4 separate regions of the Homo sapiens genome follow, and regions 2, 3 and 4 are each linked to region 1. Evidence: chromatin contacts called from ENCODE Hi-C or POLR2A ChIA-PET data. All regions are on one chromosome and are shown on one strand. Each heading gives the region's core, a stretch centred on a gene start or an enhancer-like site at or near the end of the contact. The rest is flanking DNA. Distances are from core to core; before and after follow the strand shown.

Region 1 (2,926 bases), core at 250-2,749:
GTGGAAAAATTCAGTCTAGGAGTAAAAAAAGGAAGATCAACATCCTGCAGAATGACTCATGCTATTCATTATAGAAGCAATTGCTGGAGATGCTATCATTGTGGATCACGGAAGTCTTCATGGAAGAGGTGGCATTTGAGCTGGGCCTTCACTGCAAAAAAAAAAAAAAAAAATTTCCTGATTCTCTGTCAGGCACTGGGGATCCAGAGATGAATCAGACAAAGTCCTTTTGCTTGAAGAATTCACAGTATTTTGTGTGTGTGTGGGAAGGAGGGTGGCTGCTTACATGTGTTAAAAGACAATGTGGCCAGGCCTGGTGGCTCATGCCTGTAATCCCAACACTTTGGGAGCCCGAGACTGGAGGATCGCTTGAGCCTGGGAGTTTGAGACTAGTCTGGGAAATATGGCCAGAACCCCATCTTTACAAAAAAATTTTAAAATTAGCTGGGCCTGGTGGCATGTGCCTGTATTCCCAGCTACTTAGGAGGGTGAGGTGGGAGGATCACTTGAGCCCAGGAGGTCGAGGCTGCAATGAGCCGTGATTTTGCCACTGCACTCCAGCCCGGGCGAAAGAATGAGGCACTGTTAAAAAAAATTAATAGAATAATCCAGACCCACGGTAGGGTCAAAATTCCTAACTCAAGGTCCCAGAGAGGCTCAGAGAAGCCTTTTGGAAGAAGGGACTCCTGCCCCAGCTAAGACTGATGGATAAGTAGCAAAGGCTTTCTGGGGACACAGCACAAACAGCCCACCTGAAGCGGTGAATCGGCGTCCTGGGTGCCTGGCACACCTTGTAGCTCAGCTTACTAGCTAGTGGAGTGCGAAGGGGCGTGTACTTGTCGGTTGGAGCTGGTCATGAAAGAGCTCGTGGGACTGCCCGACGGTTCTCAGGTCCCAGTGCATCCTGCGTGGTGGCTCTCTGCTGAACCATAAAGCATTCCTTTTCAATCCCTGCACGCTCACGCCGGGAAAAGACTGCACAAGGGGCCTGCCAAGGCAGACAAGCGATCGCCACCCAGCTGGCTTCCGAGGGTCCCCGCCCTCCACCGGAGGCCTGTTACCACGGCAACCAGTGAGGGCGGAAGTGGCTCAGAAGACCGGTTCTCCCTAATCAGGTGACTCTCCCGCCTCCTGCACGTGACACCGGAGCCCAGAAGCGCGCTCTACCTAATCAAGACCCCACCCCTCTTTCCCTTTACTGACAATTGACAGCGACCTCTTGCAATGGCCCTTCCGCCTCCACCAGGAGACTCTGCCCGTTGGTAGTAAAAGAACCAATTAGACTGGGAAAAAAAGAAGCAACGCCCCAGGTTTCACCCCGGCTTGACAGACGCAATTGAGGCCATCCTTGAGTCCCTCCGCCCCCAAGTCCAGTAATGCCAGCGATGGACAGACCTTCTACCCAATAGCACGCCCCTTTTCTGCCGTTGGGTCCCGCCCCCTTGAGGGCTAAGCCAATGAGCGCTCCGGGTCTCAGCGGGGTGGAGGGGTTGCACTGCGGTAATATGGCTCTTCCTTAGCCAGCGGCGGCAACGGCGGCAGCGGCGGCAGCGGCGGCGGCTACTGTCTGGGCTGAGCAGTAGTGCCTCTCGGGTGGCGGGTTTCTAGGCTGCAGGGGCTTGGTAGGTGGTGGCAAGGGGGCGGCGGCGGATGCCGGAAGAGTGCCCGCCCCGCCGCTTGGCGGCCCCTGGATCGAGATGAGCGCCTCCGCGTCGGTCGGGGGCCCCGTCCCCCAGCCACCCCCGGGCCCGGCCGCTGCTCTGCCTCCCGGTTCTGCCGCGCGGGCCCTGCATGTGGAGCTGCCGTCTCAGCAGGTAAGCCCGCGCGGCTCGCAGCACTCGGGAGGGACCCGGGCAGGCCCGCGTGGAGAGCTTGCTGGCTCCGGGCTGACCCCGCGAGCCGGGACACCCAGAGCAGGGACCCGGAGGGCTCGCGGGACTGAGGAAGACTGTCAGGAGGTTTGTGCGGGGAGGGGTCCAGTGATGGCCGAACCTCCGGGAGATCCCGGAGTCCTAGGAGAATCCCGTTACAGGAGATGGGCTTGTTAAGGGACAAGCAGCCAGCCAGCTCAAGTCCCTGGGGCCCCGGCCCGAGGCCGCCTCCCCCAACGCAGGGAGCCGGGGATTGCCCCGCGCAGACCCTCTCCCTCGTTCCGCCCAGGAAGGGACCCGGGGAACCCCCTGTGTCCCACGGGCCATAGTGAAAGCACTTTTCCTTTCTTTCCCCACCTGGCCATCCCCGCTTACGGAGAAACCAGTTTGTACTCTTCGTGCAAGAGCCCTGGAGGAGACTTTAGGGTGTCTACCATTTGCTTTAATCTCCCCTGATTATTAAGTATTCGGCCTCTTTAGAGAAATGTATTCAAGACTTGGGGGTTTCCTTCCTAATTCTCCGAGTCCCAAGGAACGCATCTTAATAATTAGGAGGACTTTTTCCTTCTTCATTCCCTTCAGTGAGTCTCTGTGGAAGGAGGATTTGATGTATATATTCATGTGTTCCTCCATCCTTTAGGAAGGGCTTTGAGGACTTCTTGGCTCTGCGTTGTAGGAAGATAAGAAGGGGGAAACACTGACTTTGGAGATGTGACAAAACTCTTTGTTTCACTCACATATCTGTAGAGTACTTCCCTCCTTATATCGGTTGCCTTCCTTCTGTCCCCCAAGGGGAGATTTTGCAGGAATCTTAGCATTAAAGAGACCTAAAGAATACCTTTCACCCTCTCCCTTTATTCCTCCTGCCAAGAAGAGGATCTAGAGAAACTGTCATTTACTGAGAACTTACCGTGTTGGATTTGTGCAAAGGGCTCAGTGGCCATTAGTTCACTGAATTTTCACAACTCTGTGAGATAGCTGTTTTTATTACCCCCATTTGGCAGTTGAGGAAACTGAGGCTTGTCCAGAGCCTTCCAGTTAGTAAGTGGTGGGGC
Region 2 (2,926 bases), core at 127-2,626, 2.7 Mb before region 1:
ACCCGGATTAGGAAAGAGAGAAAGCAGCGGCAGCAGACACGGGTGAGTTAGGCGTTAGGCAAATGTTTGCCCACGAGGGGAGGACAGAACGGCCTCATCCACCCAGTGCCCAGAGTAGACATTCAGTATCCATCTGTAGGATTAAAAAGACAAGGACACAGCCTCGGCCCCTGGGAAAGCTGGGGAAGGGCGCAGCGGGGAGACTGATGACAAGCCGGGTGCATCCGTCACTCCCACCCTGGTCATCCAACCCCGGATCGCAGTGCACACCCCACGCACCTCCCGGGCCCGGTCCTCGCTTTTCTGAAGACAGCACGACAGCCTCCTCGCCCCTCAGCCGGGGACGAGGCAGGACCCGTCAATCCTTAATTTGTTTTCCCTTGGGGTGGGGAGGCGGTGACTATTCCAACTTCTTTTCGGCCGCCCCGTGGGAAAAGCAGGCCAAACCCTAAGGCTAGGCTAGAAACAAATCCCCCGCAAATTTGCAAACGGGCGGGGCTGGCGACAAGCGGCTGGAGGGCTCAAAGCTGGTGCAGACTAAACAATCACACACGCACAAGGCTCTGCAAAGCTGCAGGGGCGTCCCCGCCTCCCCCTCGGTGCAGCCCCGAGAATGCACTTTGCAGCGGGCAGCATTGCCATGCGCGCGCACACACACAAATGCACACCCGAAACTCTTGTGAAATGTCTGGGGGTCTCCTGCGTTAGAGGACGGACGAGCCCCGGCGGCCCCTCTGTCGGAAAGGCAACTCACACGCGCGCCCCCCACCTGGAGCCGGCGGCAAGTCGGTGACAAGCCCAAGACGAGGGCGGTCACGGCCCCTTGCGGGAGGGGGAAGGGGCGCAGCGGTCGCCCCAGCCGCGTTCCGCGTACGCATCTCTCCGAACCCCAAAGCCCCCCAGCTGCGCCCTTACCTTCCTCGGCGGCGGCTGCATGATGCTGAAGGGACATCAATCCTCCCCGACGGCAGCGTTAGCAAGGACCAGGAGGAGGAGGAGGGCCGGAGAGGAGGGGACGGCCCAGCGAGCGCGCGCGTGTGTGAAAGGAGCGCTTAAGAAGCAAGACTTGCCCCGGAGGGAGCAGGCCAGCGGGCGGCAGGCGGACCCCAGCCAGAGAGCGAGTGTGAGGAGACGAGGGAGGAGCACCGGGAAGGCTTGGGGCCCGGGCGGCCCGGGCGGCCCGGGGGTGTGTGAGGAAGGAGGCGGAGACGGCGAGGGGGCGGGGGCCCCAGGAGCAGGGGCGCGAGGGTCTCAGCCGGCCGGGCGGCGGGTTAGCCGCAGCCGCGTTGTCCGCGCTCCCGGTCGGCCGCCTGCGCCGCCGCTCCCGGCGGACGCAGCGGCCCCCACCCCACCCACTCAGGCGGCCCGGCCCTCGCTGGGCCTAACGCCCCCGCCCGCCCGGGAGGAGGAAGGTGGCGCCGCTCTCCCCGCTAGGGCTCCACCACTCAGGCCGCGGGAATTTCCGGCCTCGCCGCGCGGCGCAGCGCCCCGCTCCGGATGCTGAGGGAACCGCTCTGTCCAGAGCGGGGTTCGAGGGGCCGGTCCGGGCTGCCAGGAGGGAGCTAGGCCACGGCACGGGGCTTCGTACCGCGGCAGGGGAAGGGGGAAGCTAACGGATTGGTCGGTGGGTGGGAGGTGTAGAAACGCCAGCGCCACGCGAAAATCCCCCCTTTCTCTCCGAGAGTGGCACGTTCCAGACGCCTCCTGCCCTCCCTCCCCCACGCTGGGAGCCAGCCGGGGGCTTCCCGCGCGCTTTCCCGCCAGCTCGCCCCGGCGCGCGCGTCTCCGCTCGGGGGCGCGCACGTGGGCGGGAGAGGGCTCCGCGCCGACGCACGCGCACAGGCCGCCCCCGCCTCCTGCCTGCCTTTGCGTGTGTGTGTGTGTGTGTGTGTGTGTGTGTGTGTGTGTGTGTGTGTGTGTGTGTGTGTGTCGGGGGGCGCGGGGGACGACGCTCGCAGGGAAACGTTTGCAGTGGGGAGGGGGGCGCAGCATGCCTGTGGGATACGAGAATTCCGGCGTTTTCTTCCTCTCAGCCCCTCAACACCCTACTCTCCCTACCAGCTAGATGTGCGCGAGAGAGGCGAGCAAGGACAAGTCGCTTTGCGGCTGGCCGCAGGTGCCAGGCCATTGCGATTGTAGGGCGGAAAGGCAGTTGCTCTGCAAAGGAAACGGCGGCACTCTACTGCAGGGCATTCAAGTCAAACATCACTGACTCCGCTGAGAGGGAGCCAAGAGAACGTTAAGGCCGAGGCCCCCGTTTCACAGACGGGGAGGCAAGTGCCCATAGAGGGAAGCCTTTCTAAAGGTTACACAGCAGGACTAGAATCTGCGTCAGGAAGTGTTCTATGGGTTATTTTAAAAAAGAAACAGGTGCAGGATAATAAGCACGAGGAAAAGTAGAAGAGGCAGGAGAGGCCATAGAGGAAGCCCTTGTCTGGGAGTCAGGATCTCTGGGTGCCAGTCCACTTTGCCTGCTCCTTAACAGGCTAGGTGAGCTCGGCTTCCTTATCTGCCAGTGAGGGTGCTTATCTAAGCAGTGCACCCCACCACCACACATGAACCTTCCTGCTCTGTTCAGACCATCTACGGGGGAGTTTATCGACCTCCCTTGGGGTCCTCAGAAGAGGAATACCTCTTCCCCATGCCCAGGGAGGTTTTTTTTTTTTTTTTGAGTCACGGGGCTGTGTGGAGGCTGAGCTGGATTACTCCACCGTTTTTTCAGAAGTTGAGATCCCAGACAGCTGTTCTCAGAAGTGCAGTCAGGCCTAAGAGGAAGGTGAATGAGGCCTGGATAGACGAGTAACTTCCCAGATGACCACATGACCAGAAATTGAAAAGGTGGAACTTCAACCCAGGTTGTTTACATTGAGTTAGACTAGATTCTTGTACAGAAAAGTGACAGAGCTGTGTTTTGAATAAGATTAAT
Region 3 (2,926 bases), core at 162-2,661, 2.2 Mb after region 1:
GTACAAATAGATTAGTACCACAGAATGCTACAGAAACAGGTGAAGAAGAGACTAAGCTCTCGCTGAGGTTTCATTTGGGTCTTGAAGCACAAATGTTAAGTCCACTGGGTGGAGAACAAAAAGAAAGGGAAGAATGGCATGTATTCTGTGAGAAGAGACAACCAGTGCAAGAGTTTTGAGATATGCAAACACAAGAACACATGGCATATCTGGTCATGTGAGGATGGGTGGAAGAGGGCTGAGCAGTCTTGGGAAATGGGAACAACAGAATGTTGGGAAGAGAGGAAATCACATTGTGCAACAGTGCTAATGTTCTTAATGCCACTGAACTTTATACTTAAAATTGTTAAAATTGTAAATTTTATATTATGTATTGACATATTTTGTATTTGTATTAACATATTTTAATGCTGGATGAATGAATCCATGTAATGTTTAAGGATCAGTATCCTGCTGGATGCTCTAAGCCTTGCCACTCTACAAGTCTAAGGATCTAAGAATGCAACCAATGCACTGGTGTAAATTTGGGGGCATGTCAGGAATGCAGAATCTTGCCTCACCTCCTCTGCTTGACTTATCAAATAGAATCGACATTTGAACAACGTCCCCAGGTAATTTGTATACACATTAATATCTGAGAAATAGGACATCAGGATGATTTAGGATCAACCCTAGCAACATCTACGTGGAGACACATGGAGCATCACTGACTCCCGACAGGGACTCTGCCCACCTGTCACAACTTCATGGTGAGGAAGGTACTGCCCTCCTTCCTAGGTGAGCTGTTCTACCAATAGAGAGCTCTTCCCCTATGAAGTCTGTGACCCCCGCCTGCTTAGACTGCGCCTGAAGGAATTCTATAGACCCTTCTTTCAGCCCCTTAGAACCTTGTGTATATTCCAACTGGTCCCTGGGAGGTTTTTTTTTGGAACGGGGGTGCGGGGAGGCTAGAAGGGGCTCTGCTGCTAACTGGCTGTATCCTCGTACCCCTCCGGAAGGCTCAATGTCCACATCTGGAAAACGAGGATGCTAATGTAACGCGATGGAGCAAAGTTGTGTGAGAGAATAAAATGAAATAACGGATAAGACAGTTTCGTAAATTAAAAAACACTGTTTCTCCTAATAATTTTTTTAAAATCCTGTCAGACTTCACATATTAATGACAACAGCGGCTGCAAACTAACACGCCCACTAACTTGCAATATCAGAGATTATCAACAAGTCAGCACTTAACACGGGCGTATGGAGCCTCTTCTGTTCCGGCAAAGTGCCTGGGATTTGGATAATCTACCCTGGTCCGGATCGGTTCTGGATCTTTCCCGCCAGAGCTTACCTGAACCACTTTCGTGAATTCCTCATAAACCCGCTTCTTAAGGTGCGCCGCCATGCCTACCCGCGGGCCCTCTCAGCTTCCGTACACTAGGAGGGAGGCGGGGGTGGACGGATCCGGAAAACTTGCGTAGGCGCGGGGGGTGGGTGGATGACTTGCCGAGATCCCACAAGGCAGTGGGATTTGGGGAAAGAGCGACCGCTTCCTGTTGCTCGACTGCCTCGCCACTGTACGGACTGATTTGGCGGCCTACGCCGGAAGAACGGAAATAAGAGCTTCGCTTGTGGGAGGCGGGGCCTCTGGCGGGAGGAGCTGAGACTGAAAGGGTGGGCAACCCAATGGGAGCTTTGGGAGGCTGGTTGGTGGCCTCGGAGTGGCTAAGAGACTAGCGCGGCGCGGCGCGAAGGGAGGGAGGGAGGAAGTACAGGTTAAAGGGCAGAGGCGGGGTGCTCCAGAGCTAGAGGCAAAACCCGGAGCTCTGTAAGGGGTTTACGACTCGTGAAAAAACTCAGAGGCTCGGCTGACTTTCCCATCATCCTTTGCTGTACACGATGCTGTTTGTAGGTTTCCTGAGCACTGCCTTTGTTCAAGCTGTGCGCCACCTCTCTTGTTTTGGGGTGCCTTTCCATACTTCCTTATTCCAGTTTTGCAAAAGCTGCCATCCTTTAAGGCATCAATCCCTGCTCTGATAGCTATAGTACAGTAGAAGACTTCTGAGACCAAGGATAAAGCAACAAAGCTACAGACTACAGCTCTGGTTCTTGAGCAAATGGCTCAACTACAAATGCATTTATAATAACTAACCTGACAAAGATGTGACAATGGAGTGAAATAATGCAGGAACATTTTACGGACTGTAAGGTGTAGTGCACATGTTAGTGTCAGTAAATCCAAGGTCAAGTTTTACAACCTACATGAAACTAGCTGTTCATTATTTTGGTCTTTCAAAAGAATGTGGGCCAGGCGCGGTGGCTCATGCCTGTAATCCCAATACTTTGGCAGGCCGAGGCGGATGGATCACTTGAGGTCAGGAGTTCGAGACCAGCCTGGCCAACATGGGGAAACCCCGTCTCTACTAAAAATACAAAAATTAGTCGGGGCATGGTGGCACACGCCTGTAATCCCAGTTTCTTGGGAGGTTGAGGCAGAAGAATCACTTGAACATGGGAAGCGGAGGTTGCAGTGAGCCGAGATCGCGCCACTGCACTCCAGCCTGGGCGACTGAGCGAGACTCCGTTATCAAAAAAAAAAAAAAAGAATTAATGTGGGATAGTTTAAAAAAAAAAAAGCAGGAGGCTGAGGTGGATACAGAGGACCCAAAAATAAACAAAAGATAGTATTTATCCTCAAGGTCCTACAATCTGAGAAGACAGACACCCAAACTGATGGTGACAGTGCAACTGAAATGTGCTGGGTAACGGGAATGAATGTGGTTCAAACAGACCTAATTTCTTCAGAGTGCCTCAGGGAAGGCTTTCCTAAAATTAGAGGAAACTGGGAGTGGTGGCTCACGCCTATAATCCCAGCACTTTGAGAGGCCGAGGCGGGCAGATCACCTAGTTCAGAAGTTTTGAGACCAGCCTGGGCAACATGGCG
Region 4 (2,926 bases), core at 119-2,618, 2.0 Mb before region 1:
CGCCCAGCTAATTTTTGTATTTTTAGTAGAGACGGAGTTTCACAGTTTTGGTCAGGCTGGTCTCAAACTCCCGACCTTGTGATCCGCCTGCCTTGGCCTCCCAAAGTGCTGGGATTACAGGCATGAGCCACCGCACCCGGCCATGTATCTTATTAGATTGTATTTACCTGGACTAGACAAGGAAAGAAACTCTCTGGCTGCCAACCTGCCCTTTTGCAAACCTATAGTCACAGTCCCATAAAATAGATGAAGCACAGGCACGGAAATGAAACAGCTCACCACTTATATAACATTATGTTAACTAGGTACCTTCTTCCTGTCTCTGTTCCTCATCTGTGAAATGGGTATAATGATCCTCAGCCTCATAGGGTTATTGGAAAGACTAAATGAACCCATACACCCATAAAGAACCGACCTGGCACATACTAGCATTTGATTGATTTTTTTTTTCTTATTTAAAATTTCACTTCTAAAACCCCAATAGCATTTATTAGGCAATAATCAATCACTGTACTGGAGGAGGTATGCCTGGTCCATTATATTTCCAAGCATAATTAATTGTCGTATCTGTGTTACCTCAGTACTTTGCACACAATTCTGGTATTTCACTTACCATACTAGATACTAATTATTTGTTACTAGATACTAATTATTTTTTGCTATTATTTTGATTGAGTTCCTCAAGGACTGAGATCCTGACTAATTTATTCCAGCATCTAGCACAGGACGTGGAAATCTGACTTCTAAACTCAATTTAAGAGATGATTGGCTGGGCCTGGTGGCTCACGCTTGTAATCCCAGCACTTTAGGAGGCCGAGGCGGGCGGATCACCTGAGGTCGGGAGTTCAAGACCAGCCTGACAAACATGGAGAAACCTCATCTCTAGTAAAAATATAAAAATTAGGCGGGCGTGGTGGCGGGCACCTGTAATCCCAGCTACTTGGAGACAGAATTGCTTGAACCCGAGAGGCGGAGGTGGCAGTGAGCTGAGATCGTGCCACTACACTCCAGCCTGCGCAACAGAGCGAGACTCCGTCTCAAACAAACAAAAAAGTCAGATCTGTGCTAGACGCTGAAAGGAATTAATCAGACAGGATCTCAGTCTTTTAAGAACTTTCAAATACAGAGAAGAGGTGGTAACAAATCATTAGTGTATAATATTGTAAGCGAAAAATTAGAATTGTGTGCTAAGTACTGGGGTAACACAGAGATGGTAATTAATTCTTTCTGGAGAAACAGCAGTGAATGTGACAACCTGAGTGAGGGTGGAAAGCAGGAGAATTTCTAGACTCTGAATTTCAGAAGCTTCCGGAACTAAAATGATGTGGAAGTTGAGTGAGTCTCGGTGGGATATTGCTGCTGCACCTGGTCAAGGCCGTTCCTTCAGTGTTTTCAGACGCCCTGGGAACGCGGCTGCAGGGTCCGGTCTTCGGTTTGCACAGCTAGAGGCCGCGCAGCAGCAAAGGATGAGCGGAACCTTGGAAAAGGTAACGTAGATTCCACGCACGCGGGGCGCGGGGAGATGGCGGACGGTGCAGAGAGGGGAGATGGCGGAGGGTGCAGAGCGGGGAGGTGGCGGCGCGCGGACATCCGGGGATGAGACACTGGGGCGCCCAAGGTCCTTCCCAGCAGCACATGCGGCTGCCTGGCGTTGAAGGGGCTGAGCAGATTCCTTTCCACCCGGGGCGAACTCTGCCGAGCCGACCCGTGCCACGCCCACACCACATGCCACTCTCTCCACCCAGTTTCTGGAAAAGGGAGAGCTCTGCGATGGGAATCACGACACCAGGATACGGTCCCGATTAACTGTGTGACCTTGGGCAGGTCATTTTATATTTGCATTCAGTTATCAACTTCCAGAATTTTTTCTAAGAATGCAGTTTTGACTTGCTGAACTGATGAGGATGTGAAGCTACCTGGTAATAAGGAAACAGCAGTAATAAACTAGGTTTTTGTTCTTTTCTTTCTTTTTTTTTTTTTTTTTTTTTTGACGGATTTCGCTCTGTTGCCCAGGCTGGAGTGCAGTGGTGCGATCCCGGCTCACCACAACCTTCGCCTTCCGGGTTCAAGCGATTCTCCTGCCTCAGCCTCCTCAGTAGCTGGGACTACAGGCGCGGGACACCATGCCGGGCTAATTTTTGTATTTTTAGTAGAGACGGGGTTTCACTGTGTTGGCCAGGCTGGTCTCGAATTCCTGACCACGTGATCTGCCCGCCTCGGCCTCCCAAAGTGCCGGGATTACAGGCATGAGCCACCGCGCCCTGCAATAATTAACAACATTTTCGTTTCCAAAACCTTATTTAAGTGACTGTCATAAAACCGTATGAACCACTATAAATGTGTTCCTGGGCTTTCTCCCGTTCCCTTAACAGATTTAACAGATTTCATTTGTGCTCTTTCAATTGTATCATGCTGCTTAGATTAATGACTCATTTTAGCAATTTATATTAAAATTTTGTTTTAGGCATTAATTGTGGCAACTATATTTCCATGATTCATAGGTCAGCATGGTCGTTGCAGCTCATGGGTCTACCTGTGGTTACCTTGGGGCTGCCCTTGAATGTGTGAGGGCCCACGCCTCACTTCATCCTTTATGAAACAATTCACTTGTTCACCTTAGCCAGTTTGTAAGAATTTGGCCAAATATGGTGCCAAGATAATAGAAAAAAAAATCAGAAAGTTTCAAAATTCCATTGTTAAAGATGGTCACACTGGTGACTACACTCCTTGATTTGCCTTGGTTCCAAGAAGGGCTAAAAGGGAGGGATTATTTTTCAAGGAATACTATTTCCAACCATTCGGTTCTCCATGTTTCACCATATTGCTCAGGCTGGTCTGGAACTCCTGGAAAAGAGCCCATGGAAATCTGTCATTAAGGCCAGCATCTGACATGGGTATATAAGGCCTCTCGACGTCTGATGCCACT

Evidence for each region. A loop is a pair of places that touch in the nucleus more often than their neighbours do. ChIA-PET counts read pairs that join two places held with the same protein, here RNA polymerase II (POLR2A). Pooled maps may share reads with other maps.
Region 2: a map of naive thymus-derived CD4-positive, alpha-beta T cell shows a loop between it and region 1 (9-fold over the local background). The contact joins the promoter of FCHSD2 here to the promoter of UVRAG in region 1. A Hi-C loop is called at or near these places in 1 of 168 maps with a recorded cell type or tissue (naive thymus-derived CD4-positive, alpha-beta T cell), 1 of 37 single-sample maps with no recorded cell type and 9 of 50 pooled maps.
Region 3: a loop to region 1 is called in a map of CD8-positive, alpha-beta T cell, with 9 times the contacts of the local background. The contact joins the promoter of INTS4 here to the promoter of UVRAG in region 1. A Hi-C loop is called at or near these places in 2 of 168 maps with a recorded cell type or tissue (CD4-positive, alpha-beta T cell and CD8-positive, alpha-beta T cell) and 6 of 50 pooled maps.
Region 4: a pooled map shows a loop between it and region 1 (7-fold over the local background). The contact joins the promoter of MRPL48 here to the promoter of UVRAG in region 1. A Hi-C loop is called at or near these places in 1 of 168 maps with a recorded cell type or tissue (CD4-positive, alpha-beta T cell) and 6 of 50 pooled maps. POLR2A ChIA-PET finds 5 or more read pairs at or near these places in 1 of 52 experiments (Caco-2).

The regions. Positions count from the first base shown.
Region 1 is chr11:75,813,711-75,816,636 of GRCh38, forward strand. It overlaps UVRAG (UV radiation resistance associated), which reads left to right and starts at 1,500. Exons shown (of 15, transcript NM_003369.4): 1 at 1,500-1,814. The coding sequence starts at 1,698. UVRAG-DT (UVRAG divergent transcript) reads right to left here and starts at 1,087. Exons shown (of 2, transcript NR_144531.1): 1 at 753-1,087; 2 at 1-151. RefSeq lists enhancers at 1-810, 734-1,163, 1,034-1,328 and a silencer at 1,624-1,823.
Region 2 is chr11:73,140,942-73,143,867 of GRCh38, forward strand. It overlaps FCHSD2 (FCH and double SH3 domains 2), which reads right to left and starts at 1,377. Exons shown (of 20, transcript NM_014824.3): 1 at 916-1,377. The coding sequence starts at 936. RefSeq lists enhancers at 1-596, 96-325, 2,196-2,305, 2,386-2,525 and silencers at 506-645, 1,046-1,425, 1,586-1,965.
Region 3 is chr11:77,993,257-77,996,182 of GRCh38, forward strand. INTS4 (integrator complex subunit 4) reads right to left here and starts at 1,412. Exons shown (of 23, transcript NM_033547.4): 1 at 1,334-1,412. The coding sequence starts at 1,387. RefSeq lists an enhancer at 1,327-1,526 and a silencer at 1,727-1,796.
Region 4 is chr11:73,786,506-73,789,431 of GRCh38, forward strand. MRPL48 (mitochondrial ribosomal protein L48) reads left to right here and starts at 1,369. Exons shown (of 8, transcript NM_016055.6): 1 at 1,369-1,487. The coding sequence starts at 1,467. RefSeq lists enhancers at 1,303-1,362, 1,503-1,582.